4 separate regions of the Homo sapiens genome follow, and all the other regions are linked to region 2. The links are chromatin contacts, found by Hi-C or POLR2A ChIA-PET in ENCODE. All regions are on one chromosome and are shown on one strand. The core of a region is the stretch at or near the end of the contact, and the rest is flanking DNA. Distances in the headings are between cores, read along the strand shown. Region 1 has its middle 56 kb from the start of LINC03053. Region 2 has its middle 18 kb from the start of MIR1587. Region 3 overlaps LOC105373180 (a long non-coding RNA gene). Region 4 has its middle 71 kb from the start of MIR3937.

Region 1 (4,531 bases), core at 685-3,184, 98 kb before region 2:
CACAGAAGATGCAGGAGAAGCAAATGATGCTAGAGATGCTGCCCAAGGCAAAGGGAATGGGGAGAAATACCCTGATTTCTCCCTCTTCCTGCCCTCTGGCTCCCACCAGTGTACCCCATTGGCTGAACCATAATAGAGGCCACTTGCAAAGGAACCTGGGAAATGTAGTTTCCTGTTGCACCAAGCAGAGCAAGAGAAGGGAAGGAAATGGATCTCAGAAGAGACAAACGACAGATACTCCCTGGCCAAGAAGCCTTCTGTAGTTCCCCTCTATCCACCAAATAAACTCCAGACTCCTCAGCCTGACTTTCTGCTTGCTCTGGGAACTATTTCTGTTCGCTTTGCTAGGCTTGTCTGCCATTGCCTCTGCGTGTTCTCACTAAAGGTGGATGATGCTGGGACCCTGCTTCTGGCATCTGCCCACCTCTGGACCTTTCCTCACTCAGCATCCTGTACCCAGAGTGCTTTTCCTTCCAGTCAGGCTTGTTGCAATCTTGCCCAGACTTGTACTGCCCAGGTGAAACGCCACCACCTTCATGAAGCCTTCCTGACCAGCACTTCCAGCCCCACCTCCACACAAACAAACGTTCTTTTTATTCTTTCCCAGCACTTCCTGGGTTGATGCCTCGCCTCGTTTCTTCCTGTATCACAGTTATTAATGGGCTTGTCTCGGCTTCCCATTAGACCGCAGGCTTCCTAAAAGGCTTGTTCAAAATGAAGCCTCCACAGCGCCTTGCACCTAGAAAGGGCTCACTGCATTTTAGTTTAATGAATGAACAAATAAGTCGCAAGCAACACATCAGCAGGTTGCAATGCCCAGTCAATGTAGGGGAATTAATTTTGACTTTGGCAATCCATGCCTTGGGGGGTGTGACAAGGCCCCAGGAAATGCGAGGTGGGGAGTCGCTCAGGGCGGGGAGCAGATGTCCACATTCTGCTTTGTTATTACTTCAGCTTATTGGTCCAGGTTTTTTCTTTTAGACAGAAAAGAATCCGCCCATGTTTTCATGTTGTTCTCATTGAAATACACCCACAGGCGTTGAAACGAACCCACTGGTGAAGTGCAAGGAGAGAGAGGGCAGCCCGTTTGTTTCTTCACTAAGGTTTGGGGCTGCAGCTTATGGGCCGGAATTCCCAGGGGCTCCAGCGCAGGAAGCTGAGGGCAGAATGAGGGAGTCGGAGAAACTGGTGGTGAGCTTCTCCTTAGGTAAATGGTCGAAGCAGTGGGGGGTTGGGGAGATGCTTTGGCGCTGGAGCTTTTAAAATGTGACTGTGAATTCACGTTTGTAGGAAGCCTTTTTCAAATGCTTTCCTTTTCCCTTCAGGGAGTTGCAGAGGGTGTGAAGGGTGCGGTGCGGAGCTGGGTGGAAGGCAGAGGTGGCTTGGGCTGGGAACCCCTATTTCAGGCTGTTCATTTGTTCGGTGGTTCAGTTCCTTCCTTCCTTCATTTGTTCATTCATACATTGAATAAATGTGAATTGATGATCCACCAGAACGATAAGACTTTTGGAGCCAGTAGTCTAAGCTCTGTATTTGGAAAAGGAAGGCTCAGAAAGGTGTGCTCCAAGTGACCTGCTCCACGTCACACAACCAGTTACGAGCTGTGGTAAGATTTGAACCTTCATCTCGTGCTTCCCAGTCCAGCGCTCCCAGGGCTTTGTGGGGGCTGCTAAGGGGACCCCAATGGGCCCTTTCCTGGCACACTTTGTTTTAAGCTGAGTTCTTCCAGTGGGTGAAGAAATGTGGCTCCCTCTGAACTCACAACTGAACCTGTCCTCAGTGCCCTGCCCCGGTGCAGTGCAGGTCTCTGATGGGGCTGCTGCACAGACCGCACTCTGTGCTCAGTGTTTATAAAGCCGCGTCAGCCTTGGGTGTGGACAGGAGTGACCTGTGCTGTCTAAACAAACCGCGAGCTTCTGGCGGCCTGCCTGCCTGCCTGCCAGGGTGCATGTGACGTTCTCTGGCCAAGCGAGGTTGGTTCGATTGGAACTCCTGGCTTTGCTCCTTTTGAGTGCAGCAGTGTGTAAATGTAGGTCTGAGCCCTTTAGTGCCCCAGAGGGAGCAGAGGCTGGCTATCATCTAAGATGCAAAGGTGCGTGGTTTCCCATCATGTTACTGCCAGCTCCTTCCACCTCCCCCGAGCTATTCCTTCTTTCTTTCCTGTTTCTCTTAATCACCAAGGGACAAAGAAGAGACCTGTCGTCCAAAAAATCCAAGCAGATGTCACCTACGAGAAACCACAGGAACAGGCAGATTTTAGTAAAATGAAGGCCTAGCAGCTGCTTTCAAAGACTCTGCCCCTAAATAATGCAACTTCGGTTTGTCATTCCAGATGTATGTTTGAAAAATCAGGCTTAAGTCTGTCATTTTAAATGGCTTTTTAAATGACACAGAAATTTTACTATTTTTAGGTCAAATACCTTGCAGAAGTTGACATTTTAAGGTTTGGCTATGTGTGAAAACATCCAAAGGGAAACGTGTGCTTTCTTTTTTCTAGAAACAATAAACAGGATGAGTGGCCTTAGTTTATTTGTGCACGTTCTTACCTCTCTTGTATTTGCATCTCCAGTGTTTATTGGTGTGATTCTTCAGGCATACACTCAACATGGCAGATGTCACCTGAAGGCCGCCCTTTAGAGATGAGGTCCCCACAAATAAGAGCAGGTCATTAGACTAGAACCGCCTTTGTTCCCTTAACTACAGTGTTTTCTGTCTCCACACAGAGCACACTATATATAAAGCCATAACCATTCAGAGTCACACATGGACTATATAAAGGCACTGCTGAGAGATGAAAGATGTTTTTAACCCCTTCCTCTCAGGCGTCTGTGGCAGCTGCAACCACTCAGTTTTAGAATGTGCCAAGTTCTGTTCTGGGCTGCAGTGGGGTTGTGGGGGTGGGGGTGGTGGAAGAGGAGGAGGGAGCTGTGAATGAAGCAGCAAGGTGAGAGGAGTGGTTCTCCCACCCCAACCCTCACTCCCTCTTTCTTGCCTCAGTTTAGAGCTGCTGGGAATCCCCCAGGGATAAGGGTGACAACAGAGAAGGAAGCGTAACAGCAATGGACAGGACTGTAGGGGCAGCCTTCTGTGATTTTAGACTGGGTCCCTGTACTCTGCAGTCTCTTCAGGGATGTTAGGGCACTTGAAACTACAGGGTAAAGGTGGCAGCGCTTCCTGGAGGATCAATTGTATTGGATTTGAAGTGATTGTCAATGTCGCTCTTCTATTCAAACAAGCACAGGGCCCTCTGATGGAATAGAATGTAGATGGACATGAACAGCGATGCCAAACATGGTACATCAAGACGTGCCCAGCCTGCTGAGGTGCCACTTTGGACTCTACCTTGACACCCTTAGAAGGCTGTTAACGCCTTTTGGTGACAAAGATTAAGAAACCCTGCCCCAGGCTGGTTGCTGTTGCTCACACCTGTAATCCCAGCACTTTGGGAGGCCGAGGCAGGCGAATCACAAGGTCAGGAGTTCGAGACCAGCCTGGCCAATATGGTGAAACCCTGTCTCTACTAAAAATACAAAAATTAGCTGGGCACGGTGGCAGGTGCCCCTAGTCCCAGCTGTTCAGGAGGCTGAGGCAGGAGAATCGCTTGAACCTGGGAGGTGGAGGTTGCAGTGAGCCGAGATTGCACCATTGCACTCCAGCCTGGGCCATAGAGCGAGACTCCATCTCAAAAAAAAAGAAAGAAAGAAAGAAAGAAAGAAACCAACCTTGCCCTAAATAATATGCTAAATGCAGTATAACATAGAAGTGCTTTAGTGCAAGGAACACGGCTGGGGTTGAAGGCCTGGCTCTGCTGCTTACTAACTGTGTGACTTGGGGTGAGTTACTCCACCTTTGTGAGCCTCAGTTTCTTCCTCTGTAAAATGGGGCTGGTACCAGCTCCTTTCTTAGAGAGTGTTTGTGAGGATTAAAATAAGAAGATGCACTGGAGTGTCTGGCCCCTGGCCCCTAGAAAAGGCTCCATGAGAGCTAGTAATTATTTTGGTTCAATTGTAGGATATGTGGAAATACTTGATCTGTCAGCTTTTGCTCAGATGGGCATATGCTGTGGCCGAAGTGGGAATTGGCCAAGTCTGATTGACTGGAGGCTGACATTCTCATGGCCATCTCTTTTCCAGAAGTGCAGGAAGAGAGAATGGTGTGGGCCTACTGGCCCAGTATTCTGCCCAGGTGCCTACCCTTGAGAACCCCCAGAACCGTGCTCTCCCATTTTGAGCTGACATCCCTGTGGGAACTTCCTTTGGCAATGGAAACCGTTCAGTTTGAGCCCAGCCCCTGGCAGGGCCCACCATAGCCACTGGGCTTGTGTAACAGCCTCACTCCTGTGAGGGCACCACTGTGGGAGTACAGAGGATGCCCAGATGGGCAGTGCAGAAAATGCTGTCACAACACGCCCTGGGCCCTTAGAGGCATAGTAGTAATAACAGCTCAGGCTCCCTCATCCCTGAACTCTGCCCACATCCCAAGGCTACTCTGCTCTGCCCATTTCTTCTGCATGACCTATATGGTTGCTTTT
Region 2 (4,881 bases), core at 1,073-3,572:
TGTCCTGGCAGCACAGAAGGCTGCTTTGATTTGATTAACTGATGGTCACCCACGGGACCCTGGACTTGCCAGTGAAGGGTCAGCTCAGGATAGGCAGGAGGCTGGCACAAAGTGTCAGCCTCTCTGGGAGCAGGCGAACACCAGGCAGCCCTCAGCCTGGCCCCAGAGGGGTTGTGGTCTGTGGGTGTCCCCAGGCCTTGTCTGACTCACACAGCTCCCTAAATGTCCCAGGTCTGCCCCTGGGGGTGTGCAGTTTGGCTCCAGCTCTGTCAACACTCTGGACTTGATGTAGGTACTGAGTGACTGGAAAAGCAGCCCTGACTGCAGCCACCCAAAGCCCAGCCCACTCCTGGGTGCAGGGCGGGCAGCCCTTCCTCCTCCCTGGACTCTGTTTCCACCACACATGAATCCTGGGCCTGCCTGGCCCCGACGCATTTTTTATTTTGCTATCTATATTCTTTCCATTGTCCTGATGTAAATAATTTAAACTGACATAGAAAGAAAGGGCAGGCCTTGCTACAAAATGGAGGCTGTCAACTCCCCGAACCTCCATTTCTTTTCGCCTCCTGTGCTCATCTCTTCCCTGTTCTGTTCGATTTGCCTCGTTCTAGAACCTTTCTCTAGTGCTCTCTTGTTTTTTTGTTTTTTTTTTTTTTTTTTTTGAGAAAGAGTCTCACTGTGTCGCCCAGGCTGGAGTGCAGTGGCGTGACCTCGGTTCACCGCAACCTCTGCCTCACGGGTTCAAGCGATTCTCCTGCCTTAGCCTCCCGAGTAGCTGGGATTACAGGCACACGCCACTATACCTGGCTAATTTTCATATTTTTAGTAGAGACAGGGTTTCACCATGCTGGGCAGGCTGGTCTCAAACTCCTGACCTCAGGTGATCCGCCCACCTCGGCCTCCCAAAGTGCTGGGATTACAGGCATGAGCCACCGTGCCCGGCCTCTAGTGCTCTCTAGCTCCACACACATGCATGCATGCACATGAACACGCCACACACGTGCACACACACACCCTTCTCCCCCTCCCCCCAGGTGTCAGTGAGCAGAGTGTGTGTGACATTGTGTGTCTGTCTCTGGGATACAGTTTCTCTCTCTTGGTGTGAATTGCCTGTCTCGTCTGCATTTCTCATTCTGTTTCTCATCTCCCTACTTTCCTTTGCCTCTCTCTGCTGTTTGCATATGTGAGGGAAAGAGCTGCTTCATTTGTGAAGTGGCCTTATTCCATGGCCTCATTATGCAATCACACAGCATGGAGCTCTCTTGGGGGTTAAGTGGGGAAGGCAGAAGACAGGGCCAGGGAGAATTCATCATCTTTCCCCCGGAAAGCTGTGCATTTTCAGAAGATATAAGGGACAAGTTTGGGGTTCACAGACCCTCAGGGGCTTTTGTGCGTCACCTGGACCTTCTGTGATCGGTACATGGAGCTGCAGCTGGCCACTGGCATTGTCTGGAGAGCAGCCCTGGCCTCTCTCAGCCTTGAACCAGGAAGCAGGCTTTATTTGTCAGGAGAGGGCATAGCCAGGATTTCCTGAAGGTTCTGGCCTCCAGCCTGCAACCCGGCACTGTCCAATAGAAATATAATGCAAGCCACAAATGTGAGCCACATATGTATTAATAATTTTAATGTTCGAGAAGCCACATTAAAAAGGTAAAAAGGAACAGGTGAAATTGACTTAATCATATATTTTGATCAACCCGATGTATCTAAAATATTATCATTTCAATATGAAACCAGGAAAAAATTATTGACAAGGTATTTGACATTCTTTTCTTGAAACTAAATCTTCAAAGTCTGGTGTGCATTCTATGCTGACAGAGGATCTCAATTTGGCCGGGCCACATTTCAAGTGTTCAGTAGAAACATGTGGCTAGTGGCCCCTGTCCTGGACAGCACAGGCCCAGCCTACCAAGCCTGAGGTCTGGAAGTTCTGTTTCGGCTGTCTAAATGGCAGCAATACAAGCGCGTCCTCAGTGTGTATGTCTGATGGGAAGACGACGAGGTGATGTGCGGGAAGTTCACTGAGCCATTATTCTCCCATTACCATCATTAGCAGTAATCATCATGAATGCACTGGCATGGCCCACGTCCGGCCCTGTTGCTGCTTGCTTCCAGTTCACGCGGCATTCTGTGCCGGGGAATTGCTGACCCAGATTCTGTTTTGCTGGGGGGGCAGAGGGAGCTGAGGGTGCAGTTTCCAGGTGCTCTAGGCCTGCCTCCCAGCTGAGACCCCACCTACTAGGTGTGTGCTCCTCCCCTTTCTTTAGGTACCAGGCACCCCTCCAGCTTCTATATATAGCACTCTGTGGCGACAGCTGGCTATCTGATGACTCATCAGTCACCGTGGGCGTCTCCGGATGGAACCCTGAACATTTATTCAGAGGGTGCTTTTGCCAGTTTCTGAACGACTCCTAGTAAGTCCTGCCTTTTGGGGATTGTTTTAACCCCATGGAGATTGGGGGTTTGAAGACTCAGTGGGTTCCTGTCTGAAGGCCTCTGGGGGCTTAAAAAGTCCAGTGGGGCTTTGGGGAACTGGCTCCAGGTAAGCCTGTGAACGCAGAGGAATGCATTCTCAAACTGAGGGCTTGAGTGGTCTCTCCTTGGTCATCTGTCCATCTAAGTACCTGGCTGGCCCCAGATTGCCCCTGGAAGTGGGGCTTGGGAGATGTTAGCTCCTTTCAGGAGCTGCAGGGCTCCTCCCATGTATTTTCTGTGGGGCATCAAAGACCCAGGGCTGGCTTTGGAGCTGGGTTTAATGTAGGCTGCTCTGCTCACCAACTCCACCATCCTGGGCAAGTCCCTTCTGCTCTCTGGGTTTCCGTTTCCTCCTCTGTGCAATGCAGTCAATACCATTGTGGCCGTCTGGTTCTGAGGGTTGGAGGAGGTGCCGTCTGTAACAACTGTTATTACTGTGCAGCCCAGGGGCCCCATCACTTCGGTTTTCTCAGAAGCAGCTTCTGAGACGCGGATTCGTGTGGAAGCAATTTATTAAGGAAGTGCTCCCAAGAAACACGGAAGGGTATGGAAGGGCAGGACCAAGAAGGGGAGGAAGCCAGTTTCAGACAAAGTCCCTCTGCAGAAGGGTCTTAGTCCATCCAGGCTGCTGTAACACGGTACCACACGCGGGGGGGCTGATAAACCACAGACACGTACTTCTCATGGTTCTGGAGGCTGAGAGGCCGAGATCAGGGTACCAGCACGGTCGGGTTTGGGGGAGGGCCCTCTTCTGGGCTGTAGATTGCCAACTTTTCCTTGTGCCCTCACATGGCAGAGACAGGGAGAGAGAGCTCTCTGGGGTCGCTTTTTATAAGGGCACTGACCCCCTTCATGAGGGCTCCATCCTCATGACCTCATGACCTCCCAAAGGAGGAGCTCTGGAGGGCAAGTGTCAACTCAGAGCCTGTCCTGACTCCAGGCAAGAGCACTGTACCTGCATGCTCCCTTGCACCAGCTAGGAGCTACCGTGAGTGTGGGGATTGAAACTCCTGGGTACTTCTGGCTCTGAGGGGGATGTGCCCCGGGCGGGCCTGCAAAGAGTCCCAGGCACAGGCTGTGGGAATTAGGAGAGGGGAAGCTATATGGGGTGGGGGAAGGAGCCCGAGGGGATGTGGGTGAAGCATCTAGAGTGTCCCCACCACCCCTTTGCTTATCTGTCCTCCCACCAGAGGGGGCCAGGCCAGCACCCCTGTATGGATGGGACTGGGGCCGGGGAAGGAGGCTGGAGTCAGGAGGAGAGGCACCACCCAGGCCTTACTCTTCATATGGGTGGAACCATCCCATGAACAAGTGGGATGAGGAAGCCTGAGGAGCTTTTGGCCAAGCTTAGCCTCTGGGGGTGCCCAACACTGGGCACGGATAGGGCTGGGGCACAGACCCAATATTCCAGTACCTCCAAGTCTTTTGTCCGGCACCCAGGCTAGGGGCCCTGAAGATGCTTCACTGTCCAGCGGGATGGGGTTGGGGAAATATTTTTGTTCTCTTCAGCTCAGTAGCCTTCTTCCTTCCTTTCATCACCTTGTCTAAGACTGGCCGGGTCTTTTCTCAAGGTCACCCCAGGAACCAGGGTTCCTTGGGTTCTGTCGCCAGCTCTGGGCACCTCTCCACCATGGGCCACCTGGCTCTTTCATTTTCTTACTTCCAACTTCCACCTTCTCTTCTGCAGCATTGAGCTGCTTTTCTCAGCCTCTCTGGACTTAAAGCAACTTGGCCCAAAGGCTGCCAGTTGCCCTTTCTCAACCCTCCAATGCTTCTGTGCCCTCTACCAGGGATGGGGCTGTGGAATCCAGAGCACACCCGGTTGCCTTCCCTAAATTTCCATTCACCAGCAAAGATGAGTTTATTTTCCACTGTCAGGAATTCAGAGTTTGAATGATTTTACCACTGCTCTGTTCTTGGTGCAGCTGGGATTCTATTTATCACTGGGTTAGGAATTTCACTTCCTGCCTTTTCCATCCCAGAAGAATTCTCTCCCCTCCCCTCCCTTCCTCTTCTCTCTTTCCCCCTTCTCTCCTTTCCTCTTTTCCCTTCTCCTCTGCCTGCTTTTCCATCCCTCTCCCCTTCTCCTCTCCTTCCCCACCCTCCTCTTCCCCCCTTTCCATTTTGTTCCCCTTCTCCATTCTCTCCCTTTTTTCTTCCCCCCTCTCCCCTGCCCTTTTCTGTCTCCTCTCCTTTCTCCCCTTCCCTTTTTCTCTCTTCCCCCTCCTCTCCCTCTCCCGCCCCTCCCCCACATACTGTTTTGCTGTCCTCAGGGTGACGGTGACTTAGGCCAGCCCTGGGGATGGGTGGGAGAGCAGCTGAGAATCCAAAGGCAGGAGAGTGCACAAAAAAGAGATATGTCGACAAGTGGCTAGGGACCATGTTCCTGCTTTAGCTACGCACTGT
Region 3 (5,039 bases), core at 829-3,328, 81 kb before region 2:
TTTGGATTTTGGATTTTTTTTTATTTTGGAATATATGCATATGCATGATGACATATCTTGGGGTTGGGGCCCAAGTCTAAACACAAAATTTATTAATGTTTCATATACATCTTACATGTGTAGCCTGAAGGTAATTTTATACAATATTATTAATAATTTTGTTCACAAAACAAAGTTTTGATGGTCTTTTGACTGCGACCCATCACATGGGGTCAGGTGTAGAATTTCCTACTTGTGGTGTCATGTTGGCATTCAAAAAGTTTTGGACTTTGGAGCATTTCAGATTTTTGGTTTTCAGATTAAGAATGCTCAACCTCTACTACGTGTGCCTGGCACTGTTCTGAGATCTTGATATGTATAATCTCATTTAATCTTCACAATATAGTACACTGAGAAGAATGATGGCCCCATTTTACAGGTGAAGAAACTGAGTAACTGAGAGGCTAGCTAACCTGCTCTAAATCACACAGCTAGTAAGAGGAGAGCTAGGATAGAGGCGAATCAAAGTCACCCATAATCCCATCTTTCCTAGAGAAGGCCACTGTTAAGATCTTAATATTTGTTAACCGTGTTATGCGTATACGTGCGTGTGTTTGTGTATGCACATATAAGAGGACCTTTAATTACAGATATGTGACAAAATCTTATCCCATGACAGTTTCCTCCTTCCTCTTTTTCCTCTTCCTTGCTTTGGCTTTGACTGGGACCTTTCCCCCTACTTTTGGGGGATTTTCCAGGACACATCTGGAGAGTCTCTTTTGTGCAGATCAGGAAGCCAGGCTCTTGAGTAAAAAATAAGGCCTTTGCTGAAGCAGAGGAAATCAGAAAGACCACCTGATGGCAACGTTCTTGGAGGGAAGGGACCCCCAGAGGTGACATGCAGGTGGGAAGCACAAAAGTTGCCAGGCCGTGGGGGTCAGTGGGTGACTTGGCCAAAGATGCTACCCCTGGCTTCTTCGATGCTGCAGGGACCAGGCCTGTGTCCAGTTAGGCTGAGTTGAACCCTGTGACCATTTTGAAAAAAGGGCTGTGGACAGAGTAATAGAGAATGTGTTCTGGATACAGAAGCCAGGAAGTCATCTCAGCTTTGAGGAGGGCTGGCCAGGGGCCAGAGTTCAGGGGAGCGCTGGCCCTGGGCTTGCCGAGCATCCAAGCTCTCTAGGCCTGCCCTCGACCCCCCAAGCCCTTGTTCTCACCCCACCCCAATCCACCCGTGGCCCCTCACCTTCCATAGCTGCACACTCCTTATTGTTCAGGAACAAAGGCAGTTCAGATTTTTGAAAAAGAAGGAGAACAAATAAACTCCGCGGAACTCATCCTGCTTGTAAGTGAGCGGGTGGCTCTGGCCCCCGACTTGGGGAGTCATGCAGGCCCTGGTGGTGGTGTCGGGAGGTGGTGGGGGGGCGGGCCCTGGGACAGCTTAGCTGGAAGGGAGCGGGGGCAGGGAGGTGCAGCAAGATAGGAACCGTTGGTGATTTATGGCGCCAATAAGCACAATGGCTCAGTCTTGTGGTTTCCCCTTAAGATGTGTCTGAGCGCAGCCCCCTTGGAGCATCACCTATGTGTGCTGAGGTCAGGAGCCCAGCGTCTCTGCTCTCTGCCAATGGGTGCCCGCCCCACCCCCCGCTGGGGGCTCAGGGAGCGCCCCTACCTGGGTCTGAAGGGCGAGGGGAAGATGTACAGGCATGACGTGGAATGTGGCTTCAATCAGGAAGGTGCAGGGGGACGAGTTGGTGAGCAGAAAGGTCTGGCTTCCTCTTAGGGACAGAGCCCAGGATGCATAGACTGGGAGGGTATTTTGGAGAATCAGCCAGTGAGTAGATTACATTTTGGCGGCCGTCTTGCTGCTTTGAGCTTCAGCCAGCCTGCCCTGGATTGTCCCAGGCTAGAATTCTGGGGTGCTGGAGGTACCAACATTTGTTGAGTGTCTACTGTGTGCTGGGTGCTGGGCTAAACCCTGAACACTTCACTTCTGTTCTTTAAACTTTACAATGCCACCCTGCATAAGTATTACTATTAGTTTCATTTTTCAGATAAGGAAAGTGAAACCCAGAGAGCTCAAATAGCTTACCCAAAGTCCACGGCTAGTAGGAGGCAGAACTGGGATTCAAACCTAAATTTGTCCAAATCTAGAACCTTTGCTTTTAAATGCCACACCTGAGGGATCTCAAGTTACCTTAAGAACCAAGGAGCCCTAGTATGCTTCAATGCTTAAGGGTTGAGTTTGCTAAGGGGCAGGCCTGGCAGAGGTGGTGGGGTGGGGTGGGGGACAAAGAGGACACGGAAGCAGGTCTCCAGAAGCCCTCCAAAGTGAACCTAGACTACTCTCTAAACAGCAGACTGTTTCCAAAGCCTGTGCAGTCTGGGGTCCACTATGACCAACTGATCTGCTGGTAGGCAACTGGCACACTCACCTTGAAGACTAAGACATTTTTCTTTCTGAAAGTTTGACTTCAGGACTAACTCCATCTGGCCTGTTGGCTTCCAGTGCTGTTCCTGACTGCAGAGAGAGAGAGAGAGAGAGAGAGAGAGAGAGAGAGAGAGAGAATGCAACGTTGACTTGTAAGCTAGTGGATGTCAAAGTTCTGGCTTCCCACCGTGGACTTCAGCCTTGGCCGCTTTCAGTTGTCGGGGTCACTCAGAAGCTCATCTTTGTTTGGCCATTTGTTGGGCTAAGAGTGACCAGGCAGATGGTTCTCCTGGGCACAGGTGGCTGTCCTGCCCCTTTCCCCTCCCTCACCCTCCAGCAGGCTCCTGTGTGTCTTACCCCTCCCTCTGCAGCCAGGCACTGAGCAGGGATGTTTCCCTCTCCTCTAGGAGCTCAGATGCTGGAAACAGCATTACCTTCGCTTGAGGGAAACGCGGAACCAGCCCGAACGGAAATGTTGTCAAGAATCCCAGTGCCCATTACTTCCCTTCTGCTAGTGCCACTTTAACAGCTTGAGCCTTCCCCTGTGGGCTTGCTGGGGCAGGTCAGGAGAGTCTCCTGCCAGTGCTGGGCCACCGGCTTCTGGCAGGCTGGAGAGACCTGGCCCCTCAGGCAGGCTGCACGGCCGCCCAAGAAGGCTGTTCCTTGGCTGCCTGGGCCCCTCCAGGCAGTACCAGCACACTCTCCGGTGGCCCGAGCGAGGTCCTCTGTGTGTGGGGAGGTACAGGCAGGCCCTGCTGACTGCAGGCCCCTTTTTTGCCATTCACCGGCTGCTTTCTGCACCCCAGGTCGACGACGCCGGGCAAAACCTTGGCAAGATGGCACTGGGGGGTGGAGGGTTGTACAGCCACAGGTTCTTCCTGGGAGGGCCTGGCTGGAGGTGAGTCACTGAACCCCCTGCAGTTGAGTCCATTCCTCTCGGAGAGCTTAGTGATGTCCTCACAGTCAGTGGCCTCCAGGCTTCTGGGAGGGAAAGAGCCGTGGAAGAGGCTGCCTGCCTCCTGGTGATGGCTCAGAGAAGGGGCGCTCCCCAGGGCCTGGCCGCTACCAGCCGCACGAGCCCCGAATGGACATACGCAGATTTGTTTTTCATCTGTGACTGAGAGGTTTTCAGGCCCCTTTGGCACGAAGATTTCCCTGGCTCTCAGTAAACCAACACTCTGGGGCGTGACAGACCTAAGCGACTGGCATGTACAAGGCCCGGGCTACACAGAGCCACCAGGAGGCCCACCAGCAGGCAGGCTGGCAAGGCTGGGTGACAGCATGAGTTTTGGAGTCAGATGGAACTGGGTTCAAATTTTGGCTTCATAATCTTGTGAGTTATTTTCCTTCCTGGCTCCCCAGTCTCCTGGTCTGGAAAATGAGGACAATAAAAGATTCTTTCCAGGGTTACTGGGAGACTTCAACTGGATAGCACTTGTAAGAGCTGAGGCCGGGCCCCTGTAATCCCAGGACTTTGAGAGGCCAAGGCAGGAGGATTGCTTGAGCCCGGGAGTTTGAGACCAGTCTGGGCAACATAGCAAGACACCATCTCATATTTTGTTTTTTTTTAAATTATTTTTTTTTTGAAAGGGAATCTCACACTCTCTCCCAGGCTGGAGTGCAGTGGTGCAATCTTGGCTCACTGCAACCTCCATCTCCTGGGTTCAAGCAATTCTCCCACCTCAGCCTCCCAAGTAGCTGAGATTACAGGTGTCTGCTACCATACCCAGCTAATTTTTGTATTTTAGTAGAAACGGGATCTCACCATGTTGAACAGGTTGGTCTCAAACTCCTGACCTCAAATGATCCAACTGCCTTGGCCTCCCAAAGTGCCGGGATTACAGGCGTGAGCCACCATGCCTGGCTGTCATTTTTTTTTTTTAATAGAGCTGGGCTCAATGCCAGCCACATGACAAGTGCTCAGGGATGTAGCTGCTGTGACTCTTCCTGGGTGCTTTGTCTCCCATCCTTGGCAAGTACTTCCTCCTTGCTCTTCCTTGTTTGCCCACCGTCTTTCTTCAGGTGCAAGGTGGTCTCAGGCAGCCACAGGGGCTGGGAGGAGAACTTATCTGATAAACTTATTCTTAACCGGCAACAGGATCTGAAAGTGTTAGTGTCGGGAGTATTTGCTTTTTTTTTGAGACAGGGTCTCACTCTGTTACCCAGGCTGGAGTGCAGTGGCCCGATCTTGGCTCACTACAACCTCCACCTCCTGGGTTCAAGGGATCCTCCCACCTCAGCCTCCCAAGTAGCTGGGCCTACAGGCATGCACCACCACATTCAGCTAATTTTTTGTGTTTTTAGTAGAGACAGCGTTTTGCCATGTTGCCCAGGCTGGTCTCGAACCCCTGACCTCAAGTGATCCTCCCGCCTCGGCCTCCTAAAGTGCTGGGATTACAGGTGGGGGCCACTGTGCCAGGCCAGGTATTTGCATTTTAACCCACCTCAACCTCATGGGAGGAATTTATTCGTTCAATAAACATTTACTGAGATATTATCTTAGACTAAGCTATTATCATCACTAAGCCCCCGCCATGTGCCGGGCAGACTTGTTATATGATGTCATCTTTATAACCAGCATTAGGAAGAAGATTTAGTACCCTTCACATTTTACAGATGAAGAAAGTGA
Region 4 (5,064 bases), core at 1,532-4,031, 120 kb after region 2:
ATTAATAGCCCTTTTGAGAGATGAAGAGATTGAGGTTCAGAATTCACTACCTTGGCTCAAGGCCACACAGTGAGTGGTTAAGCAGGTTCCAATCCAGACTTACTTAGACGACAAAGCCCAGGCTATTTTCTACCACCTCTAGCTCCCTCCTTTAAAAAGAAAATAGCTACCATGTGCCAGGCACTTCTTGAGAATGATTTCCTTTCCTGCAACACTCCTGAGAGGTCATGATTATGACTTTCATTTTACAGATGATAAAACAGGTTCAGAGAGGTTTTGTAGGTTGCACAAGGTCACACAGCTTAGTGGTGTTAGGTCTGGTTTTCAAACCTGGGTCTGTCTGTGTCCAAGCTCTCCCTCTTTCCATGATGTCATATATGTGAAACGGCAATTAACTAAACATGCCAATTTCTCCAGATAGCCAGAGGTTATCTGGCTGTTTGTCACCTTTTGAGGGGCAGAAAAAAGGGAATGTTTTAAAAGCTAATGTTAGGAAAAATAGGTGAGACACTTGGGAAAACCCCCTGACTGTAAAAGGTATAAGGCACAGGAGCAAGAATCCAGCAGAGGGTGAGGGACTCAGTCCATCTGTCCATTCATCCATCCATCCACTTGTTCACCCATCCATCCAGCCATCCATCCAACCATCCATCCATCCATCCATCCATCCTCCCATCCACTCATCCATCCATCCATCCATCCATCCATCCATCCTCCCATCCACTCATCCACTCATCCATCCATCCATCCATCCATCCATCCTCCCATCCACTCATCCATCCCTGATCTTTGAGGAGAGACCAGGAGCCTTGGGATGTTCTGCTGGCCTGTCTGCTTTGTAAGTCTGTGTCTCGTGTCCCAGGTGTGATCTCAAGGAAGGGAGGTGCCTCCTGGTGCAAAAGGTAATTATGCAGAGGAACCTCAGGCCCCATACATGGAGGAGGTTCTCCTCACTGACGCCTGACCTCTCCAAAGGGCAGAAAGCAGATTTTATGGACATCTCTAGGGTTTGGGATGCACGTTGGCTTTCAGCTCAGGAAGACACCTGAGGCTGGAGAACCTGAAACAGGGACAGAGATTGATGATTTATTAAGGTAACTCTGAGATCCCCCTATCTTTCTGGGTCCAGGATTTACACCAAAGGGAACCTCCACTTTATCTCTCCTTCCCACACCCATGTCTACATGGCAGATGGGAATTCAGGGTGTAGAGGGTGTGGTGGGGGCAAGGGAGAGGAACAGGAAGACAGTTCATTCAGAACTCTCATGTGGCATTTGTGGCTGCTGCTTCCACTTCATTGATCAGATTTTTCCCAATTTGCCAGGCTTGGGAAACTGATCTGAAAGGTTGCTCAGAACATTTTGGGGATCTGTCCTTCAGAATCTACCCAAGAACATTTGTCCCCTTCTGAGTCTGGTCCCAGCCTCCATGGGGCTTCAGACTGCAGTATGAGCTTTTTAAACTCAGTTTTTCCTCTTTCTATGCTATTGGCCCTGATCCCTTTGAGAACCTTCCGTGGCCCTCACAGCTTTATCTGCTACTTCCCCAGCATGGTTTGACAGTGAGGCCTCTGTTGTGGCATTGGTGTAATCCAGTTCAGCAAATATTTACTGGGCCTGATCCCTGCCAAGAACCATGCAAGACCTGGGAGACAAACGCACCCTGCAGCCAGTGGCCTGGGAACTTCTGTTCGTTAACCCCATCTACAAGGAGACAGCCTTGTGAGTCCTTTTTGCATGAACTATCTCATTTAGCCCTCAACTCAATGCCCATTTTTCAGATGGCAAAACCGAGGCCTTGAGAATTTCCCCTTTATCCTATTTCACTCAGCTCATGCCACAGAGATGAGATTTGCACTTATTTTGATTTCAAAATCTATATTTTCATCACACTCCTTTGACTCACTTGGGCCAAAGCCTCAGTTTCCTCAGATGTGTGATGGGGACAATTTTATTCGCAACCTTAAAAGAATGTTGTGAGAGTCTTTTGTTTTCTTTTCCTTTCCCTTTCTCTTTCTCTCTTTCTCTCTTTCTTTCTTTCTTTCTTTCTTTCTTTCTTTCTTTCTTTCTTTCTTTCTTTTCCTTCTTTCTTTCTTTCTTTTCTTTCCTTCTTTCCTTCTTTCTTTTTTTGAGATAAGATCTTGCCCTGTTGCCTAGGCTGGAGTGCAGTGGCACGATCATAGCTCATTGCAGACTTGAAAACCTGGGCTCAAGCCTCTCACTTCAGCTTCCCAAATAAGTGGGACTATAGGCACATGCCACCATGCCTGCCTAATTAATTTTTTTTTTTAATTTCGTAGAGGTGGGGTCTCACTTTGTTGCCCAGGCTGTCATTTACTTATTGTGATGATGAAGTGGGGTCTGGAAAGCTGCTCTGCCTTGCGGAAGAGTTAACTGATCCAGGAGCTTATTACAACCTCAGGAAAGCCCTTGCTGAGTAGGCACTTAGAATCTTCATAGTGAGCGGTGCTGCTAGCTCTTCTTCCCAACACTGGTGTACTACCGCAGCACCTGGAACCCCAGAGGGACATTACTTCTATGCTTTGATTCCTTAGAGCTCCATGAGGGTGTCCAGGGGAGGGGGAGAGTCAAGTATATCACGGACTGTTAATGAAGGCCTTCAAGATGATCTTGTAAAAATCCAACCCCATCATGATACAGTGTGGAAGCTGAAGCCTGGAGAAGGGCTGGGACTTGTCCAAGACCACGCAGCTGTTTCTTGGCAGAACTGGAGTGACCAGGCGGCTGTTAGGACTTTCCCTGTGGGACTCTGGGGTTTGTTGATCAAGTTCAAGTCTCAGCTTTTCCAGCATGAAAATGCACGGCCTCTGAGAAATGACACAGGGAAGGTGCCTGCAGGAAGAGGAGGGGAGAAGAGGGAGAAAAGTCAGGAGGGATGGGAGTCCTAGGCACTGCCTTTTGAAAAACATTAAATATGAGAGTTGATATAATCCAGGGGACCTCCAAACTGGCGGAGTGCCCCAGGACTCCCACCTGCAGCAAGCTGGGAGTCTGGCACTGGAATCTGTTTTATAAATGAGTTCCCTGGGTTACCGAAGCACGCACTCTGGCCCAACCCCTGACAGAGGGGCACCTGAACCCTGTGGGGCCAAGCTGGTTTGTCACCCAGCTCCTCCCTGGTGGGGCAGGTCCCACTGTCCCCTGCAATAAGGTCAGTCCCAGTCCCTCCCCCCACCTCCATTTCTCCAGTTGATCACGGTCCTCCTTGCCCACAGCCACCATGGACCCCATGACAAACACACGAGGCTCAGGCCTGGAAGATCTATTAGTGCCACTCCTGTCACCGCCCGCAGAGCAGGAGGAGAGGCAGCCAAATGCTGTGCTAATTATTCTAGCTTCCAGCAGGGTCTCGGAGGTCCCAGCCATGGTAAATCTTAACTTTCATGCTATGGTGCACCGGGATGCAATTTACTTCAAAGAGAGCATAAATCCCCACTGCGGCGTGTATCAGAGGAGTGTTACATAAAAGTGGCCCATGTGCTTCCCACCCTGGCTGCCTTCTCTCGCTCCCCTTCTCTCCCTCCCTCACTCTCTCCTCGTAAGTTTGAAAAAGCCAGCCCGCGGTTGGTTACACATCTCGCACGCAAAAACATTTACACACACGTCTGCTCCCAGCCTTATAAATCACCAGGCTTGGCGACTTGGCAGTGGGAACACAGGCGAGCTCTATTTTTACCAGCCCCATCCGCAGACAGCCCCGGGGGCCCCTCCTTTCCTACAGTGACACCTACTGGTGCTAGCTTTGGCCAAAGGCAGCCTTGCCGCTTCAGACCCATTTCTCAGGCTTTGGAGGATGGTAACTGATCAAGGCCTGGCCCTTCCCCCAATTCTTCCTCTGCTAACCCCTTCCAGCCTCTGGGGAATTCCTCCAGCCACAAATTCCACCCAGGAAGCCCCGCCCCACCACCAACGCCCTCAACCAGGCTTGACATAATAATTACCTTCCACAGAGCTGCGGACTGCAAGAGGCAAGGCCAGCACAACTCATTAGGATGTCAAAGGATCAAGGGAATTGGGGAGGGGACTGCCTACCAGGTCACCACCCCCCCACCTTCGGCCCCAAAAGCAAGGTTCCTTCCTGTAATGCAACCTCCTGGGGGGTTGTCCAGTTGTGTTTCAAGCAATTACTTCCCTGTGAAAGACATCTGTTATCTTCGCTGACACACACGAGACTGGCGGCCGATGTGGTTTCTGCGAGGGGCTTGTGAATCCTGGCATTGTCATCGCAGCCCCGGTTGGGAACGAAGGGGGTGGGGTGAGACAGAGGCACGTCTGTCTCCCATCCCCAGGCCCCAGCCCCAGCCTCCTCCCAGCGACCTCTCCGGAGGCAGCCGTGCCAGGTCTAATGCTCCTAATGTCATCTTTGCAGATCCATTTGTGATTCCTTGATGCTGTAATTACTGCGGCTCCACTCCCCTCGCAGCAGCTGCCATTAGCTGGGCAGACCGCAGGCTGCGGTGACGTGGCCTTGGCAGCCTGGGGGGCCTCTGAGGGTTGGCTGGGGTGGGTAGGACCCTCCCTGCAGGCCCAGAGCTGCCAAGAGGCCCAGGGAGGCTGGCTGAGCTGGTCGAATGCTGGCCTTTAGTGGCTTTGCCCTGAGTGTAACCTCCTCCCACTTCTCCCCGCAGTCAGTCGACTGTGGAAAGTGCCCCAGGGTGCAAATGCCCCAGGGTGAAGGGTGAATTCTGCACAGTTCCAACTCAGCCGCTGACACACTGGTGACCCTGGGCAAGTCACAGCCCCTCTAAGCTTTGGTTCCCTCAATCATAAAAAGGACAGGGTTGAATTCCCCAAGAGGAGGGGAGGTAGCTTCCCTTCCAGCCCTGACTGGGGATCCCTCTTTTTTCCTATCTCAGCACCTGGAAGGACCTGTACAAATGATGGGTGCTTTTTTAGAGGCCCAGGGAGGTTATCAGGTGCATTCTTGGGACAGGAATGAAAAACAAACACCCTAGAATCCTGCTGTGCCAAGAACCCAGGCCATAATCTCAGAGACAATCTATCTATCGCTTTCTATTCTAGCACTTTGCTTCTCAGGATAGAA

What was found. A loop is a pair of places that touch in the nucleus more often than their neighbours do. ChIA-PET counts read pairs that join two places held with the same protein, here RNA polymerase II (POLR2A). Pooled maps may share reads with other maps.
Region 1: a loop to region 2 is called in a pooled map, with 2.7 times the contacts of the local background. The contact joins two enhancer-like sites. A Hi-C loop is called at or near these places in 6 of 50 pooled maps. POLR2A ChIA-PET finds 5 or more read pairs at or near these places in 5 of 52 experiments (A673, CD4-positive, alpha-beta T cell, activated CD4-positive, alpha-beta T cell and 2 more).
Region 3: a loop to region 2 is called in a map of naive thymus-derived CD4-positive, alpha-beta T cell, with 2.2 times the contacts of the local background. The contact joins two enhancer-like sites. A Hi-C loop is called at or near these places in 1 of 168 maps with a recorded cell type or tissue (naive thymus-derived CD4-positive, alpha-beta T cell), 17 of 37 single-sample maps with no recorded cell type and 11 of 50 pooled maps. POLR2A ChIA-PET finds 5 or more read pairs at or near these places in 6 of 52 experiments (A673, activated CD4-positive, alpha-beta T cell, activated CD4-positive, alpha-beta memory T cell and 3 more).
Region 4: a loop to region 2 is called in a map of CD4-positive, alpha-beta T cell, with 2.6 times the contacts of the local background. The contact joins two enhancer-like sites. A Hi-C loop is called at or near these places in 3 of 168 maps with a recorded cell type or tissue (CD4-positive, alpha-beta T cell, K562 and naive thymus-derived CD4-positive, alpha-beta T cell), 4 of 37 single-sample maps with no recorded cell type and 11 of 50 pooled maps. POLR2A ChIA-PET finds 5 or more read pairs at or near these places in 2 of 52 experiments (AG04450 and activated CD4-positive, alpha-beta T cell).

Annotation. Positions count from the first base shown.
Region 1 is chrX:39,951,439-39,955,969 of GRCh38, reverse strand. No RefSeq gene overlaps it. Among named protein-coding and RNA genes, the nearest start is that of LINC03053, 56 kb to the left of the region's middle. RefSeq lists a silencer at 1,812-2,040. Within about 2 kb of position 1,934, at least 4 of the 41 ENCODE cell types and tissues checked have a DNase peak (open chromatin) inside an H3K27ac peak, as active enhancers do.
Region 2 is chrX:39,853,297-39,858,177 of GRCh38, reverse strand. No RefSeq gene overlaps it. Among named protein-coding and RNA genes, the nearest start is that of MIR1587, 18 kb to the right of the region's middle. RefSeq lists enhancers at 1-249, 2,351-2,430, 2,701-2,820, 4,569-4,863. Within about 2 kb of position 2,322, at least 10 of the 41 ENCODE cell types and tissues checked have a DNase peak (open chromatin) inside an H3K27ac peak, as active enhancers do.
Region 3 is chrX:39,934,055-39,939,093 of GRCh38, reverse strand. LOC105373180 (a long non-coding RNA gene) reads right to left here. Exons shown (of 5, transcript XR_949028.3): 2 at 2,415-2,500; 3 at 1,652-1,785; 4 at 1,226-1,244; 5 at 1-1,027. Among named protein-coding and RNA genes, the nearest start is that of LINC03053, 73 kb to the left of the region's middle. RefSeq lists an enhancer at 1,906-2,135. Within about 2 kb of position 2,078, at least 3 of the 41 ENCODE cell types and tissues checked have a DNase peak (open chromatin) inside an H3K27ac peak, as active enhancers do.
Region 4 is chrX:39,729,593-39,734,656 of GRCh38, reverse strand. No RefSeq gene overlaps it. Among named protein-coding and RNA genes, the nearest start is that of MIR3937, 71 kb to the right of the region's middle. RefSeq lists an enhancer at 3,608-3,902. Within about 2 kb of position 2,781, at least 4 of the 41 ENCODE cell types and tissues checked have a DNase peak (open chromatin) inside an H3K27ac peak, as active enhancers do.